Regions from separate parts of the Homo sapiens genome. Here region 1 is linked to region 2. Evidence: chromatin loops called from intact Hi-C (ENCODE). Cell type or tissue: A673. All regions are shown on one strand. Each heading gives the region's core, and the rest is flanking DNA. Links, peaks and the distances in the headings are about the cores only.

What was found. A loop is a pair of places that touch in the nucleus more often than their neighbours do. Peaks named below come from ENCODE experiments on the same cell type or tissue, not always from the same donor. Only the 100,000 strongest peaks of a DNase experiment are listed, where the experiment ranks them.
Region 1: it touches region 2 in a loop (6-fold over the local background); 50 of 110 quality-filtered maps call a loop at or near these places.

What each region holds. Positions count from the first base shown.
Region 1 is chr5:87,066,417-87,074,760 of GRCh38, reverse strand. The region is part of intron 1 of MIR4280HG (MIR4280 host gene); the gene reads left to right. It overlaps LOC105379065 (a long non-coding RNA gene), which reads left to right. Exons shown (of 3, transcript XR_948540.3): 2 at 440-581; 3 at 7,981-8,260. Among named protein-coding and RNA genes, the nearest start is that of MIR4280, 44 kb to the left of the region's middle. In A673, for the core only: a CTCF peak has its summit at 4,594 (motif pointing left); a DNase peak (open chromatin) is centred at 4,570.
Region 2 is chr5:87,395,774-87,404,117 of GRCh38, reverse strand. It overlaps CCNH (cyclin H), which reads left to right. Exons shown (of 9, transcript NM_001239.4): 6 at 2,346-2,416; 7 at 4,613-4,724. Among named protein-coding and RNA genes, the nearest start is that of CCNH, 13 kb to the left of the region's middle. In A673, for the core only: a CTCF peak has its summit at 3,581 (motif pointing right); a DNase peak (open chromatin) is centred at 3,607; H3K27ac peaks cover 940 bases.

The DNA of each region.
Region 1 (8,344 bases), core at 87-8,086, 330 kb after region 2:
TTGCATGGAGTAAGGGAGGGAGTCGAAATTCTGGGGCAGAGAACTACCTTTTGTTGTTCATATGTGTTTGTCTTTAATAATGTTCCCCAGTATCTTATGTTAATGAGGAACATTAATGCTTTGACATCGTTTCACGGTGCCACTTCAGGGAATCACTCTTGCTTATTCTAAGGAGGATTTGGAGCTGTACCGAGCTAAAAGTCTGAATTTGGAGATGATAGTGGTGACCTTATAGGCAATATCAGGTACAGATGGAGCTTTAATAGTGAAAAAGTAGACTGCTCAGAGTAAGTATGGAGGATCATACTTCTGCATACACTGAATGTAGTTGTTTCTTTTCCACACAAGCACTCTCTACAAGAGAGGTTTCTTTAGAAAGAATTGGACCTGATGGAGGGTCATTCTATCAGAATGAATTTTTTAGGTTTCTTCCTTACAGTTAACATCTCTGAAAGGTACGGATACAAGTTATCTACAGGGTAACACCTGTAGATATGATGCAACAGGCTTATGCCATTGGAGAGTGAATAGTCAACCTTCTGAAAACAGTGTACACCACCGGAAGGGCAAGAAAAAAAACTGTGAGTAACCAGTGAGTCTGGGTGCCTTGATTGGGGTCACTTTCAAATAGTGATTTTTTTATTTTTGCTTTGTCACCACATGGTTTGCATGTGTTGAAGGACAGTGTTATCCAGTAGGATTTGTCTTAGGTTTTTTTTTTTTTTTTTTTTTTTTTTGAGACCGAGTCTCGCACTGTCACCCAGGCTGGAGTGCAGTGGCACGACCTCGGCTCACTGCAACCTCCACCTCCCAGGTTCAAGCAATTCTCCTGCCTCAACCTCCTGAGTAGCTGGGACTACAGGTGCCCGCCACCACGCCTGGCTAATTTTTTGTGTTTTGAGTAGAGACAGGGTTTCACCATGTTAGCCAGGATGGTCTTGATCTCTTGACCTCGTGATCCGCCTGCCTCGGCCTCCCAAAGTGTTGGGATTACAGGCATGAGCCACTGCACCTGACCTTGTCTTAGGTTTTCTAGTGGAGGCTTGAGCCAAAGAAATTTTCATGCTGTACAGAAAGTCAACCTATTTCTTAACCATTTTAAAAAATGACACAAGGGTTAGATTTTTGAGGGGAGGGATCAGTTAAGCACATTGTATTTGCCTTTTCATCAATTTTAATGTTTTTCACTAGCGTAAAATACACAACTGCAGTTACTCATATTCATCCTGGAACTGCAGAGGACACAGAGATTTTGTGACCAAGGCAGTCATGGACAGGTTGCTATCTTACACTATACAAATGCTGTCTTACTTCCATTGCCAGTTATGAACTGCATATAAAGTTTGCACATAATTACTAAGGCTGAATAAAGGATCACTACTATTATTACTGTTGCAGATGTTGGTGCCATCTTCTAGAATATCGGAAGTTTTATGTGAAGTTAGGTATAATCTTTTGGTAGGGTACTGCTTTCATATCATTATTGGACTGAAAATGACTATCCTCTAGATTCATTAATGTGCTTAGTCTAATTTCCTAATTCGCCACCATCAGAAATGTAAATCAAAGCTCCAGAAGTATGGCTTTTCAAAATATGAATTTATTTTGTAGAAGAAAACTTATATTGTATGTTTGTTGGCAAAGTAGAGAGCATGTTCTTGTCTTCCATGAAGGCTAATGGCATTTTCAACTGTTAGATCAAGCTTTTCTGGTAAGAAATTTTACTGCTGCTAGTGTAATAATTCACCTATTTTATATAATTTTAAAATATTTTAAGGTTATTATAGATGTTTATCCTTCCAAAGCATAACCAGATTGCAACATGGATATTGTATTTTAGTTTTTGGCTGTTTTAAAGCATCCAGGTGAGATAATAAAAGATGGGAAAAATGTTCACTATAAATTTACTTTGAAAAATATACCAATATAACATGTGGACATTTTTGTATGATATATGTGTGTGTGTGTGTGTGTGTGTGTGTGCGCGCGCGCGTGTATGTGTGTGTGTGTAGAAAGAGACAGAGAGAGAATATTAAATATGTTACGTATATTGCATTACCTCACACAAATGCACACAATTAAATTCCTACTGCAAAATGTAGAGACTAGGCCGGGCACCCTGGCTCATGACTGTAATCTCAACACTTTGGGAGGCCAAGGAGGGTGGATTACTAGATCAGGAGTTCAAGACCAGCCTGGCCAAGATGGTGAAACCCCGTCTCTACTAAAAATACAAAAATTAGCTGGGCGTGGTCATTGGCGCCTGTAATCCCAGCTACTCGGGAGGCTGAGGCAGAGAATTGCTTGAACTCGCGAGGCGGAGTTTGCAGTGAGCCAAGATCACACCACTGCACTCCAGTCTGGGCGACAGAGTGAGAAATATGTCTCAAAAAAAATAATAAAAATAAAAAATTATAGAGACTAGCCTGGCCTGTATAGTATTAAGAAAAGATCAACAGAATTTATTCAGAGCCCTCTATCACAATGATGATCGTTTTCATTATATGAGCCATTGTCGCTGTATACTAAAAGTAATATACTCAATATACGCAAACATTTTAGTCCCCAATTAAATATGTCTCTGAGGCAACATACTATTATTATACAGTATTTCATATTATCTGAACTTCATGATAAACATGTTTGAGATAATGATCTCGATCTCTGTTTTAACAATTTAGGAATGGAAGGAAAATGCCCAGAAATGCTGACGTTAATAGTTATTCTTAGAATTGTTGAAGTCTGACTTGATGACTTTGAATGCCAAGTTGAATGCAGGTTTTGAGACAACTTTACATTATGCTCTCCTCAAAGGATGATGTGGTAATTCCATTTCTCAAAGTAGCTACTAAACTTCCCAGGTGAAACAAATAAATTGAAAGGACTTCCACACATAGTGAGGTGCCAGTAGATCCACACGGTGCATACCAGACAGTTCCACATTTTTCACACAAGGAGTAAGCAGTCTCTAGCCCCTTTGTTTTTCATATATAAATTGACTAATTTTAAATTGATAAGAATATAAAATTAGATAATAAAGTGCAAAATTTTGAAGAGTTAAAGTGTAATATAAGATGAGCTCCTAGTTTTTGAAAAAGGTATTTATGGTCCAGGTGTGATGGCTCACACTTGTAATCCCAGCCCTTTGGGAGGCTGAGGTTGGTAGATAACTTGAGCCCGGAAGTTCGACCAGCCTGGGCAACACGGAGAAACCATGTCTCTACAAAAAAAACCAAAAATTAGCTGGATGGTTATGCATGCCTGTAGTACCAGCTACTCAGGAGGCTGAGGAAGGAGGACCATCTGAGCCTGGGAGGCAGAGGCTACAATGAGCCGTAATTGTGCCACTGCACCCCAGCCTGGGCGATGGAGTGAGAGACCCTGTCTCAAAAAGAAAAAAAAAAAAAAAGAAAAAAAAAGAAATGTTTAAACAGTGTGAATTCAATCTTCAAATAAAACTTAGAAGTCATTATTTCAGTTGGCTTCTGGTATCAGTTCAGTATTTTCAATAAGAAAGTTATTCAAAAGCAAAATGACACATGGTAGCTAAAACATAAAAATATATATTTTTTCAAAATGATGTTTTACAGCTAGAAAATAATACATAGTAAGCTTAAGTTTTTCAAAATAACTTCTCTTTCAAATTGGGCCCTTCAGAAACACTGATGGCTCATTAATTTCTCAAAAATTTAAAAAATAATTTCAGAAAAATATTTACCTGAAATACATCAGTAGGCATAGGGCCAGGGTTAGCTGATTTAGTTCCATAATTGAACAAATATTTATAACTGGCTCTTTGAAGGGGAAATTTTCTTATAGAAACATCTTTGTGTTTGAGAGTATGAATTCTGGAGCGGACTCTGTAGGTTCAAGTCCTACCTCTGCCATTTGCCAGCTGTGCCACCTGGGGCAAGCTATAGACTTGTTTGTGCCTCAGTTTACTCATCTTAAATATGGGGATAAAAAGGTCTTACCTCAAGTGGTTATTAGGAGTTTGAAATGAGGTTATATATATAAAATACTTAGAACAACCCCTGGTGCATAGGGAGTTTTGCATAAGGGTTACCTGTTACTACTATTAAAGCACACGGGTTGCAAACTAGCTACCCTCAGGCTGTGAACAACTTTTAAAAAACATTTAAATATCAAGAATATATGAGATATAGATTTTTAACTTCTCTTCATGAATAAAAAATATCTGACCATATGGTAGCAGGGTTAGTGGTCATAACCCTTTCCCATTCCTGGGCCTGTTTCTCTTGTTCTGCCCAAAGTTGACATCCATCCTTGCAGCCCTGGGTGGAGCCACAGACCTTTCAAGGCCAAAAACCTTTATGGAGCAGGACCTGTGCTGAGGGAGACACCAGGAGTTTGGCATTCCTGCTCTTCCCTCACCTGCTGAAATTAAATAGTTAAAAAAAAGTGTAAAAATGCCAAAGTTTAAGGAAAAGTCAATAAAGACTAAATGGCATTACTTCCACAGGATCTGTAGTAAAATGTCTTGAGAATGTCCCTTTCCTTTTTTCCCTTTATAGTAAGTTTTTCAGCTCATTGAGTTTCAACTGTCTTCGCCTTTGGCCCCATCCTGTGGTCATTCCTTCTTGTACACCAAGTATGTGCTTCTATGAGAACAATATTTAGTTCTTCAACTTTAAGAGTTAGTTTCAGGTGAACTAACGAACACAAGAATGTTCCCCAGTGACATCCCTCCCCACCCCTCTATCCGTTTTGAATGCTCCCTTTGTTTCTCTACCTTTGCTGTGCTTAATTACAGTGACAGTTATTTTTTTCAGGTTCTTTTTCCACAGACAAGAATCATAAGCCAGCTAGTCCAACAGAAAAAGAATAACTATAAAAATAAGTCCTCTCTGGGAAATGAATCTTTTTGATGTTGAAGTATTTCATTTTCACACCATTACAAATGTTGTTTTAGCCCATGATACACTGAACATCTAGATTCTATAATGATAAGCACATCATTCATTGATCTGACATCATTTAATTTACCTGAACAAATAAGACAATTTTCAGGCACCTTTCTTGTCATCTGATATAATGGAAGAAATAGTTCTAATACTTGTGGTTACATATGCATTAACACCCTGATGTTAAGGTGATAACAAAATTCTCAAATTTGTCTAACCTTATTCTGTGCGTTTCTTTATTATATATGTATTATAAGATCTTAACAGAGACAGGATTTTCCTTTAAATCTGTGACAAAATGTCACTCAGCCTTATAAGGCTGACTCATTTTAAAACTTGCTTTAGAAATGTGTTACAGTGTTATGTGTTAAATTACAGATTTGGAAGATATCCTTTATGGTTTTTCTGAATTGCAAAAAATAGATGTGATAATAAAATGTTATGCATTTCATTATATTCTGCTTCATGTTGTCGGTTGATCATTTAGTGGTAAAGTTGTTTTCTTCCCTTTATATGTGATCTTCAGACTAATTTGAAGTTGATATTTTTGTATTGCATGGAATATCTTCACTGCTTCAGCTTACCATAAATTGTTTCATCCCTTTATAGTATCCTTTAGAAAAAACATTTTGAATTTATAATTCCTGTCCTGAAACATCATAGGAAACTTAATTTGTTTTGACACATAAAAATAGCATCATACTAGAACTTTAATCAGAAGACCACCTCTCCACTGAATCTCTACAATTTTTCAAACTCTGAGACAGGGAGAAAGATAGCCAAAGGTATCACCTTTATTGTTTGGCTTCTATTTTTTGAACTAAATTAATATTATTGAGTTTAGTTGTTTTAAAATAAATTAATTTTTAAATTAAATCAGTTGAATAGGCAATACAATGTTTCAGATTTTTTTTTTTTTTGAGACAGAGTCTCACTCTGTTGCCCAGGTTGGAGTGCAGTGGCATGATCTCGACTCACTGCAAGCTCTGCCTCCTGGGTTCAGGCCATTCTCCTGCCTCAGTCTCCCAAGTAGCTGGGACTACAGGCGCCCACCACCACGCCTGGCTAATGTTTTGTATTTTCAGTAGAGATGGAGTTTCACCGTGTTAGCCAGGATGGTCTTGATCTTGTGACCTCATGATCCGCCTGCCTCGGCCTCCCAAAGTGCTGGGATTACAGGTGTGAGCCACCACACCCGGCCTAAAAAATTTTTAAAAATGTAAATATGTGTAGTCTGCAAAGCCTCCCTTTCCTCATTATATTTTTCCTCATTTACCTCCTGTCCCTTTTTCACACATTGGTAACCACTGTAATTAGCTCATTTTGAGTTCTCCAAGAGTTTCTTCAGGCAAATACAAACCAATAAATGATATATTCTTTCCCTGCCTAGCACAAAACTCTGTCTCCTACCCATTTGTTCCACAAGTTGCTTTGTTAAATTAACAATACAGGTCCCATATACAATATTATTATTAACTAGAGCCATCATGCTGTATAGTAGGCCTTTAGAATTTATTCATCCTATACAACTGGAACTTTGTGCCCCTTGACAAGGGCCTCCCCATTCCCCCCACTTCTCCATCCCTGGTAACCACCATTCAACTCTCTGTTTCTATAAATTCAACTTTTTAAGATTCCACCTATAAGTGAGATCATGCAGCATTTTTTTGTGTGGGCTTATTTCACTTAGCGTAATATTCCACAGGTTCATCCACGTTGTTGCAAATGGCAGGCTATCCTTCTTTTTTAAGGCTGAATAATATTCCACGTGTGTGTGTGTATAATAATTTATTCATATCTTGGTAATCGTGAATAATGCTGCAGTGCACAACATAATAGTTAATACTGTATTGTACACTTGAAATTTGCTAACAGAGTAGATCTTAAGTGTTCTTACCACTCTCCCACACACAGAGAAAAGACAACTATACTAAAAGATGGATATATTAATTAGCTTGACTGTAGTAATCAGCTCAGTATGTATATCAAAACACCACATTGTACATCTTAATTTTCATTAAAAAACCCCAAACAAAAAACATACAATGCATTTCACAGATCTTTATGTATCAGTATATGGAAAGCTTCCTCTTTCTTTTTTTACAGCAGCGTCGGATGCTGTTGTACAGATATAATTTTTCTAATCGGATCCCTGTTGATAATTTAAAATAGTCCAGTTTTTTGCTCTCACAGTGCTGCAATGCATATTGTTTATTTTCATATATGTAAGTTTAATATACATTGTCAGAAATAGAACTGCTGAATAAACAGTTGTATATATTTGTAATTTAGAAAAAGTTTTCAAATTGCCTTCCATAGGCCTCGTGCCAATTTATATTCTCATCAGCAATAACTGAAAGTATCTGTTTTTCCATTGCCTTGTCAATGGGCTGTTGTCAAAATTTAAGGGTTTTTGTTAATCTGTTAGGTGAAACATAGCTTATTCTAAATTAGTATTTCTTCTATTATCCAATTAAAGTTTTTTGTATTTCATTTTCTATCAACAGTTCTATCATTATCAACTGATAATGTATTTTGACAGTTGTCTTTTGTGTTGCTATATATTCTTGTGGCTTTCCAGTATTGTTTTTATATTATAAAGATTGGGGCTGGGAAAGGTGGCTCACGCCTGTAATCCCAGCCCTTTGGGAGGCTGAGGCTGGTGGATGACCTAAGGTCAGGAGTTCGAGATCAGCCTGGCCAACATGGTGAAATCCTGTCTCTACTAAAAATACAGAAATCAGCCAGGTGTGGTAGCGCCTATAATCCCAGCTACTTAGGAGGTTGAGACAGGAGAATGGCTTGAACAGCTACAGTGAGCTAACATCGCACCAGCCTGGGCAACAAGAGGGAAACTCTGTCTCAAAAAAAAAAAAAAAAAAAAAAAAAGATTGGCCTGTGATATACATTACAGATATTATCCTTAGTTTGTCATTTGCCTTTTATTTTTCTTATGTGCTTTGCTATACTATAGGAATCAAATATATACTATAAAAATTAAATATTTTCTTTTCCTTTCTCTTTCTCCTCTCTGTTTTCTTCTCCTTCTTTGTAGACAATATAGAACATCTTTCTGACCTTGAGGTCAGGAAGTCCTCCTCGACAAGACACAAAAAAGAAAAATCACAAAGGAAAAGAATGACAACTTGACTCCATCAAAATTAAAAACAGGTGCACATCAGAATATACCATATATACAATTAAAAGATAAGTAATGATATAGAAGAAACTAATTGCCTCACACAAAGCAAACTTGGACTGCTTTCTAGAAAGTAAAAAGGAATCCTAAAATAATCAATATGAAAAAGACAAACAACCAAATAAAACAAAATAAAAAAGCAGACAAAGATTCAAACAGGCAAATTCACAAAAGAGGGAATTCAAATGGTCAATAAACACATTAAAATATATTTAAACTG
Region 2 (8,344 bases), core at 132-8,131:
ATACTTATTAATAAGAATTTCGCAACACATCTGCATCTAGGATAAGGGATTGTAGGTTTATATTTTATTTATGATATGCCTGTTCTCTGCAAACGCAGCTCACCAACTGTATATAAATGTATACGTTTAATCCCAAAGTGATTTATATCTCCACTTATTTACTAAGCAAACATTTATTAGATACCTTCTATGTACTACTATGCACTGTACTACACTTTAGGAGTATGAATAAGATAAATCTCTGTGTTAGGAAAGATAGTCATGTAAATTACTGATGTATATGGAGTTAAGATGTGGACTTCCATTAATTTTGTGGGGGTTGGGTGGTTATTTTTTTTGAGACAGCATCTCACTCTCACCCAGGCTGGAATGCAGTGGCACAGTCAAAGCTCATTGCAGCCTCAACCTCCCAGCCTCAAGCGATCCTCCTACTTCAGCTTGCTGAGTAGCTGGAACCACAGGCACACACCGCCACACCTTGGCTAATCTTTTTGTTTTTTTTGTAGAGTTGGGGTTTCCCTATGCTGCCTAGGCTCATCTCAGTCACTCCTAGACTCGAGTAGTCTCCTGCCTAGGCCTCCCAAAGTGCTGGGGTGACAGGTGCACACCACCATACCTGGCCTGCAGACTTCATTCTGTAAGGGAACAAAAGTCCTCTTTTCCACAATTCAAATAACCAAAAGTTTGATTAATCTTGAAGCATTGTATATAGTGCATCTATAAATTCTTCAGTGAAGGTCCAAATGAATTTATTTCATCTTAGAAGTTTAGTTCATTATAATTCCAGGAAGGCAAAATTGAAATTGCCATACCTTTGGCTCCTTGCAAATTTAATAGGCTTTCGTAACATTCCCAGAGACTAGACATTGGGCCTTTTTTTTTTTTTTTTCCTTTAGGGAAATGCTTTCCAAACGTTTTTAACTTACAGCTGATTTACAGGCAAATTTTTGGGATATGTGGAAATGAGCTTTACATTTATTGCTGATTTCAAAAGGGAAAGCCCCTGTGCTGTTGTCATAGTCTGGATAATGCCTCAGATTATTAATCATAGGATTATTACCGTTATTTCTGGATTTTCTTCTCTTTCTTGCAGATTTAGAGCTTTATTTTTCATCTGCTACTTTAGGTATTCTTATTGCCTGTGGATTTTATTAAAACACCACAATATTATAAGTTCAAATTCAAAATTGAGGTTAAGAGTTGCTAACTTCACAGAGATAATGAGTCTAGTCAGCCAACTCTTAGCACCAAACCTATGACCCTTATGCTTAAGAAATCAAAAGGAAATGAAGAGTAAAAATAAAGGAAGATGACAAAAATGGGAGGAATTTTAGGTAGGAGAGGGAAAGGAAAAAACTAGTTATTTTGAATTACTGGTAGCCAGAAATGGATTAGTTGTCAGGAGATTTCCTGATTTTCAGATCCAAAATTTATTCCCACAGTAGATGATGATGATGTAATATCAAACAGTTACCAAACTTTATAATAAAATTTAAATAAATCTGGATAAAGACAGCAACAAGAGTTCTTAAAGCATTGCTTTCTATTTTTCTAACTATTACCCCCAAGAGAAAAATAAGTTTTTTGCATTTGTGTTTGAAAAACTATTTAACATTTTGAGAATCTGTTCATTTCGCCTTTTATCAATCATAGGTCAAGTTCAGGTATGTAAAACTTCAGAGTAACTGAAATTTTAATATAGAAATTATATTTTCATACTGTCAGTGGCTCTGAGAAAAACAGGTAATTTGGGTTTTATATCACATTGATAAGTAAGTTTAACACCTTTGATTTGGACTTGATGCAAATAAGATGCAATAGATTTATAAAGCATTAGGTGGTAGTCTTGTTGGTTTGAATGTCTGTTACTCCACAGAAGTGCAACTATAGATAAAATGGCTTTCATATTAAGGGAATAGAGAATCCTTACTAGTGCCAGATTCCAGTTTTGCTGCTTCCTAGCTTTATTACTTTGGGCAAGTTACAAGATCATGACTTGTTCATCCCTGTAACTCAGATTCCTCATCTGTAAAATAAGGTTAGCCTTATTGGGCTTCTATATTAAAAGATATAAATGTTATAAGTACTGGCTATTACTGTTGCTTTCATACTATTTTCCCTCTGAAAGGTTGTACCTGAATGTCACTAAACTTAAAGGAACAATAAACATCTTTTAATGTAAGTGGTAATAAATCCTTAAAATATAGGAGTTACAGATTATACATTCATAAATTTAAAAATTTTTTAATTGCCTTTGATGAGGATGGAGGAAAATAATTTATGATGTCATGTTTTCTCAATGTGCTGTATGTTTTCAATAGATTTTTTTTTCTTTTCTTTACTAGTTATTTATCAGAGAGTCTGATGCTGAAAGAGAACAGAACTTGCCTGTCACAGTTACTAGATATAATGAAAAGTAAGTAAAAGAGAACACTTTACAAAATGTTTCTTCCAATACAAAGCTCCTTTCTAAATAAATCTCTTGGTGTTTAACTAGAAATATAACAGATTTTTGTTTAGATTTCTTTTCATTGAATTACTGTATTATGGAAGCATGAAAGACACATTGGTCTAGAACAAATAGAAGGTATATAGAAGGAAGTAGTGTTCATTTATATAGAACTTATGCAAAGAGTGAAAATAGAGTCAGATTTAGAAAGGATTTAGAGATTGACAACAGGATCCTTTTAAAGAATAAAGAAACATACTAGGCACTGAAAAAGATGTAATGGGAAATAACTTAAGGATAATGTTTAAATTTGGAACTTCTATTTTGTAGATAAATTATTTTTTTAAGAGAAAGGTAGAAGGAGATTTGACACACTCAGAGAAGGCACTGTTAAGACAGCAGAGAAAGAATTAAAGATGCTTGCCTTGAAAATTGGAGTGATGTGGCTGCAAGCCAAAGGAAGCTGGCAGCCATCGGAAGCTGGAACAGGCAAGGAATGGATTCATCCCTGGAGCCTCCAGAGAGAGTATGGCCCTTCTAGCACCTTAATTTTGGCACAGTGAAACATTTCAGACTTTTGGGCTCCAGAACTATGAGAGAATACACTTCCGTTGTTTTAAGCCACCACTTTTGTGATAATTTTAATAGCAATGTCAGGAAACTAATACAGCCCTGCGTAATCAAGACTTATCCAGCCCAAAAAGTCATTAGTGCTGGTGTTGAGAAACCCTGTCATTAGTGCCGGTGTTGAGAGTTGAGTAGAATCTCTACTTTACTTATTGGCTGGATTAGCCAGCATTCTCCATTCTTGACCGTGGCACACTTGGTCATGGCTGCTAAGCTACTCTTTGGGGTTAAAAGTCGATCATGTTTGTTTCCAAACCTTCTTGTGTAAATTGTTCTTGTTAATTAAATGTGTATTGTAATTAAATATTAAACCAGTAGAATATAAGATTGAAATCTTGATTTTCGATGACAGTAAATGGGCATACATTTTATATATTTTGTGTTTTAAAATTTAAGATGCTTCAGGGCATCTATGTATCATTTCCTGATTCTCTGCTCGAAGTGATCCTGAGGGCTTCCTTTGAGAATGATGGCTGTGATTTATGAATTATAAACTGTAGGTCTTTAGTTATACCACTAGGGGGTACACTTTAAAAGCTAATTGTGATTTGACTGTAGCTGTTAGGATCATAGAATTTAGTAGGTAAAGGTCTTATTCCACTGTACTCATTTCATAGCTTAGTTTTATTACTGATTTCTTCTCAATACCTTTATTTTGCTCCACTTGTTTTAAAATGAAATAAAAACAGCTCTTCATAAAACACTCAGAAGTTTAATGCTACTAAGATATTTGTAATTTTTGGAACATAGATACTGTCCTAAGGGTGTTGAGTTACAAGTATTAATTCAGTTAAAAATACTGCTTTGTTTGCATTATGAAATAGGTCAGTAGTGTAGTCATTTGGATCACATGGCTGGCTAATAGTAATAATAAGCCCATTGGATCTCTCATCATTCCCCTAATCTTGAAATTTGTATTCTTTGGTTTATTATAGTTGAATAACAAGATCAGCTAGAGGATGTTTTTGCAATTATAAAGTTACTGATACAGTAGTTTGCTTTTAACCTAAAGTGGACATTTTTGTATAGGGTTTGCGTTTTGTTAAAGCAAAGGATTATTAACAAATTTTTACTGAGCATCCTCCCTTTATTGCATGTTGTGTAATAACAGTTTCCTTTGAAAACAGGAAGTATATGCTTGGCCCACTGTCTATGGAATAGAATACTACGAAGATGGTTGGTGATAGAGAACAAAACATGTTCACTAAATCATTTAGGGATTTTTTTTTTAAGTCTTAAAACTGAACAAGAAGTGACCCCAGTAGGATTTGCCAAAAATTAATGCTAGATTATAGTGTGCTTTATGCTGTATATGATATGGGCTAAACAGCAGAGAGCCATAATTACTTGAACTAAACATACAGTGCTTATTGGATTTTAATGTAGAATGAAATGCAGAATGATGCAAATCCTGAGAATAACCATGTCATTTGAAGAGTGTTGTTTCCTATGACAAAATGGAAAAGTAACCAGCTCCCTTACTATGAGAAGGAGGTTTGCTTATTCAGTTTAAATTCTTTTTTTGTATCCACATAGGCATGAGAAACTTAGTAAAGAAGTATGAACCACCCAGATCTGAAGAAGTTGCTGTTCTGAAACAGAAGTTGGAGCGATGTCATTCTGCTGAGCTTGCACTTAACGTAATCACGTAAGTTAATGTGACAGTGTTAATCAATAGACATAACTGTTATCCAGTCCAGCTGGTTCGTAAATCATTTTATTGGTGTTTGCTCATTAGAGGAAAGCTGACTGATCCATAAAATCAGATTTTCTTTATTGAATGGACATTTCTAATGAGATTAAGGTAATAGTTCGGCATTCACTGTGCAGTTCTGATCCTGCTGTGACTCATATGTTCTTTGGCTTGCAGGCCCTGTCCTGTTCTGTTACTTCTCATGGGATTTCAGGGGTCAGGGTCTTCCTAAGGAATCCTTTTACCTTTTCCTGTCCTTTTAATCTTTTGTCTCTTTGAAGTTGTGATATCTGGTCTGAGGAACAAATATGCTCTTCCAGACTTCTGTTAGCTAGAGTAGAGAAAGTTGGCATACTTCTTTTTTTTTTTTTTCTTTGAGATGGAGTCTCGCTCTATTGCCCAGACTGGAGTGCAGTGGCGCGATCTCAGCTCACTGCAAGCTCTGCCTTCCAGGTTCAGGTCATTCTCCTGCCTCAGCCTCCTGAGTAGCTGGGACTACAGGCGCCCTCCACCACGCCCAGCTAATTTTTTGTATTTTTAGTAGAGACGGGGTTTCATCGTGTTAGCCAGGATGGTCTCAATCTCCTGACCTCATGATCCGCCCACCTTGGCCTCCCGGCATACTTCTTTCAGTGACAAACTTTATAGTGACCACAAAGCCAATAGGAAAAGAGGCCATGTAATTTCTTCTTGTGGCTAGCCATAAGAACACCTTTAATGTCTCTTAATTGATTTGTAAGCTGAATGTGAAAATCACCATAAAATTGGCAATTTGTGCTTTGCAAATTGAAAGATCCACTGAAACTTTCTTTTTTAGGTGTTTAAGCAGTTGGGAATTTGGACAGGTACTAGGATTAATGAAACTGCCATTTTCTATTTCCTGTGGGATGCATTTTGTTACTTAAAGTTATACCTTATTTGTTAAAATTTAATGGGAGTTATCTGTGGCATCTTATATTTAAGATGTATTTGAGGTATTATTTCTGTAATTGGTGAATATGTGCTGCTGGATAACTATGAAAAGCCAGAACAGCAATTCCAAGGCCTTTATGTCAAATACACATGACTCAAATTCCTTACCTATACAGTTGTAGTTGGGGAATATCTACGGACTTAGGAAGTGTGCAGAATATGAGGTTGTTTTATTATAGTTATAGGTATAACGACAAAGCATGTTTTAGCATAGAACTTGAAATTGGTGGATTTCATTCACTCCTCGGTTTCAGTGGTAACAGGAATTTTTCAGAGTGGTTACAGAGAAGTAATGTTGACTTTAATGAATAAAAGTATTGCAGCACTGATTATGTCCTTTTTGCATTGATTTTGAAATGGGATTAGACCAGGGGTTGGCAAACTGTTACCTACCAGGCATATCCAGCCCATTAGCGTTTTTAGAACACAGTTTCTTGGAATGTAGCACACCTATTCGTTTATATATCACCTATGGCTATTTTCATGATACAGCAGAAAAGTTAGGTAGTTGCAACAGAAACTGGTTATAGGGCCTGCAAGGCCGAAAATATTTACTGTCTCTTTAAAGAAAAAGTTTATCCACCCCTGGATTAGACCACTGAACTACTAATCCTACCCTTTCTAGCTAAGTAACTGAATGGACCATAATCCAAAATTCTTAACTGCCATAGCTTACATTGTATTCCAGATTGCCATCTGCCTTGTACTGGGCCAAATTCTGAATATCTATGAGTACTTGAGGGGTGCTTCTCAAACTGCGAAGGACTTTTTTAAAAAAAAATCACTAGATGTATACTTTTGTAAAATTCAATAAAAAATGAATTACTAGAAAAGTGAAGACAAAAACATAAGCTCAAGTTTTATTAGATTCAGCAGTCATAAAATTATTATATCAAATTGCTATTAAAAATTTCTAGGGCCGGGCACAGTGGCTCATGCCTGTAATCTCAGCAGTTTGGGAGGCTAAGGCGGGCGGATCACCTGAGGTCGGGAGTTCGAGACCAGCCTGGCCAACATGGCGAAACCCCGTCTCTACTAAAAATACAATAATCAGCTGGACGTGGTGGTGGGTGCCTGTAATCCCAGCTACTTGTAAGACTGAGGCAGGGAGAACTGCTTGAACCCTGGAGGGGTCACAGTGAGCCAAGATCACGCCATTGCACTCCAGCCTGGGCAACAGAGCAAGACTCTGTCTCAAAAAAAAAAACAAAAAAAAAATTATGAAACACAATTCCTGTACTTAACTCACTGCAAACTGGAAACTGTTCATGGACCAGCTCTGGTACTTGCTACCATGAGTAGTGCTACTTTAGGACTAAATATTTGTTTTCCTTGATCTTCAAAATTATTTTACCTTTAGTTTTCATGACACAAAAACTGTTTTGTCATTGTCAGTCAATACAAGTGAAACCAAAGTTCCCTTTGATCAAAACCCAAATCTGTCATGACCTCAGAAGTTACTTAGCAGTTGTTTACCTTTGCCAGCCTTTTCTCTGCACGTATATCCATATATTTATGAAATAAGCAGCGTTTTTTTCTTCTTTGCATTTTTCATACATATTGTACAATGGGTGATTATCAATGCTTAGCTTTTGCTAGTCTGGGTGAAAAAGTATCACATTGGTATTTTAATTTGCATTTTCTTGATTATGGGACATTGAACTTTCCATACTTAACAGTCACTTATATTTCATCTGTATTGCTTATTTATCCCCTTTGCCCAATTTTCTGGCTTTTTTGTTTGTTTGTTTGTTTTTGAGATGGAGTCTTGCTGTGTCACCCAGGCTTGAGTGCAGTGGCGTGATCTCACTGCAACCTCTGCCTCCCGGGTTCAAGCAGTTCTCCTGCCTCAGCCTTCCAAGTAGCTGGGACGACAGGTGCATGCCAACATGCCCAGCTAATTTTTTTTTGTATTTTTAGTAGAGACGGGATTTTACCGTGTTAGCCAAGGATGGTCTCAAGCTCCTGACGTCGTGATCCGCCCGCCTCAGCCTCCCAAAGTGCTGGGATTACAGGCGTGAGCCACTGCACCTGGCCACATTTTTGTGGTTTGTAGTGCTTTATAGATTCTATATACAGTCATCCTTCAGTATCCATGGGGGATTGGTTTCAGGACTTTCTGCTCATAACCACAATCCACAGATGCCCTAATACAAAATGGCGTATTTGCATATAACCTATACACATCCTCCCATATACTTTAAATCATCTCTAGATTACTTATAATACCTAAATACAATGTAAATGTTATGTAAATAGTTATACTGTATTCTTGAGGGAATAATAAGAAAAAATTCTGTACATGTTCAGTACAGATAGAATTTTTTTCCTTATTTTCAATCCGCAGTTGGTTTAGTCCACAGATGTGGAACCCACAGGATACAGAAGGCTGATTGTACTTATTTATATATGATATATTATTTATATATGATATATTCTATTGTTTTTCACAACTTTTTTCCAAATACTAATTTTTGCCCCAGCTCCCACACCCCGCTTTTTTGAGAAAAAGTCTTCTCTCTGTCATCCAGGTGTGATGGAGTGCAGTGGCTTGATCTTGGCTCACTGCACCCTCTGCCTTCTGGGCTCAAGTGATCTTCCTA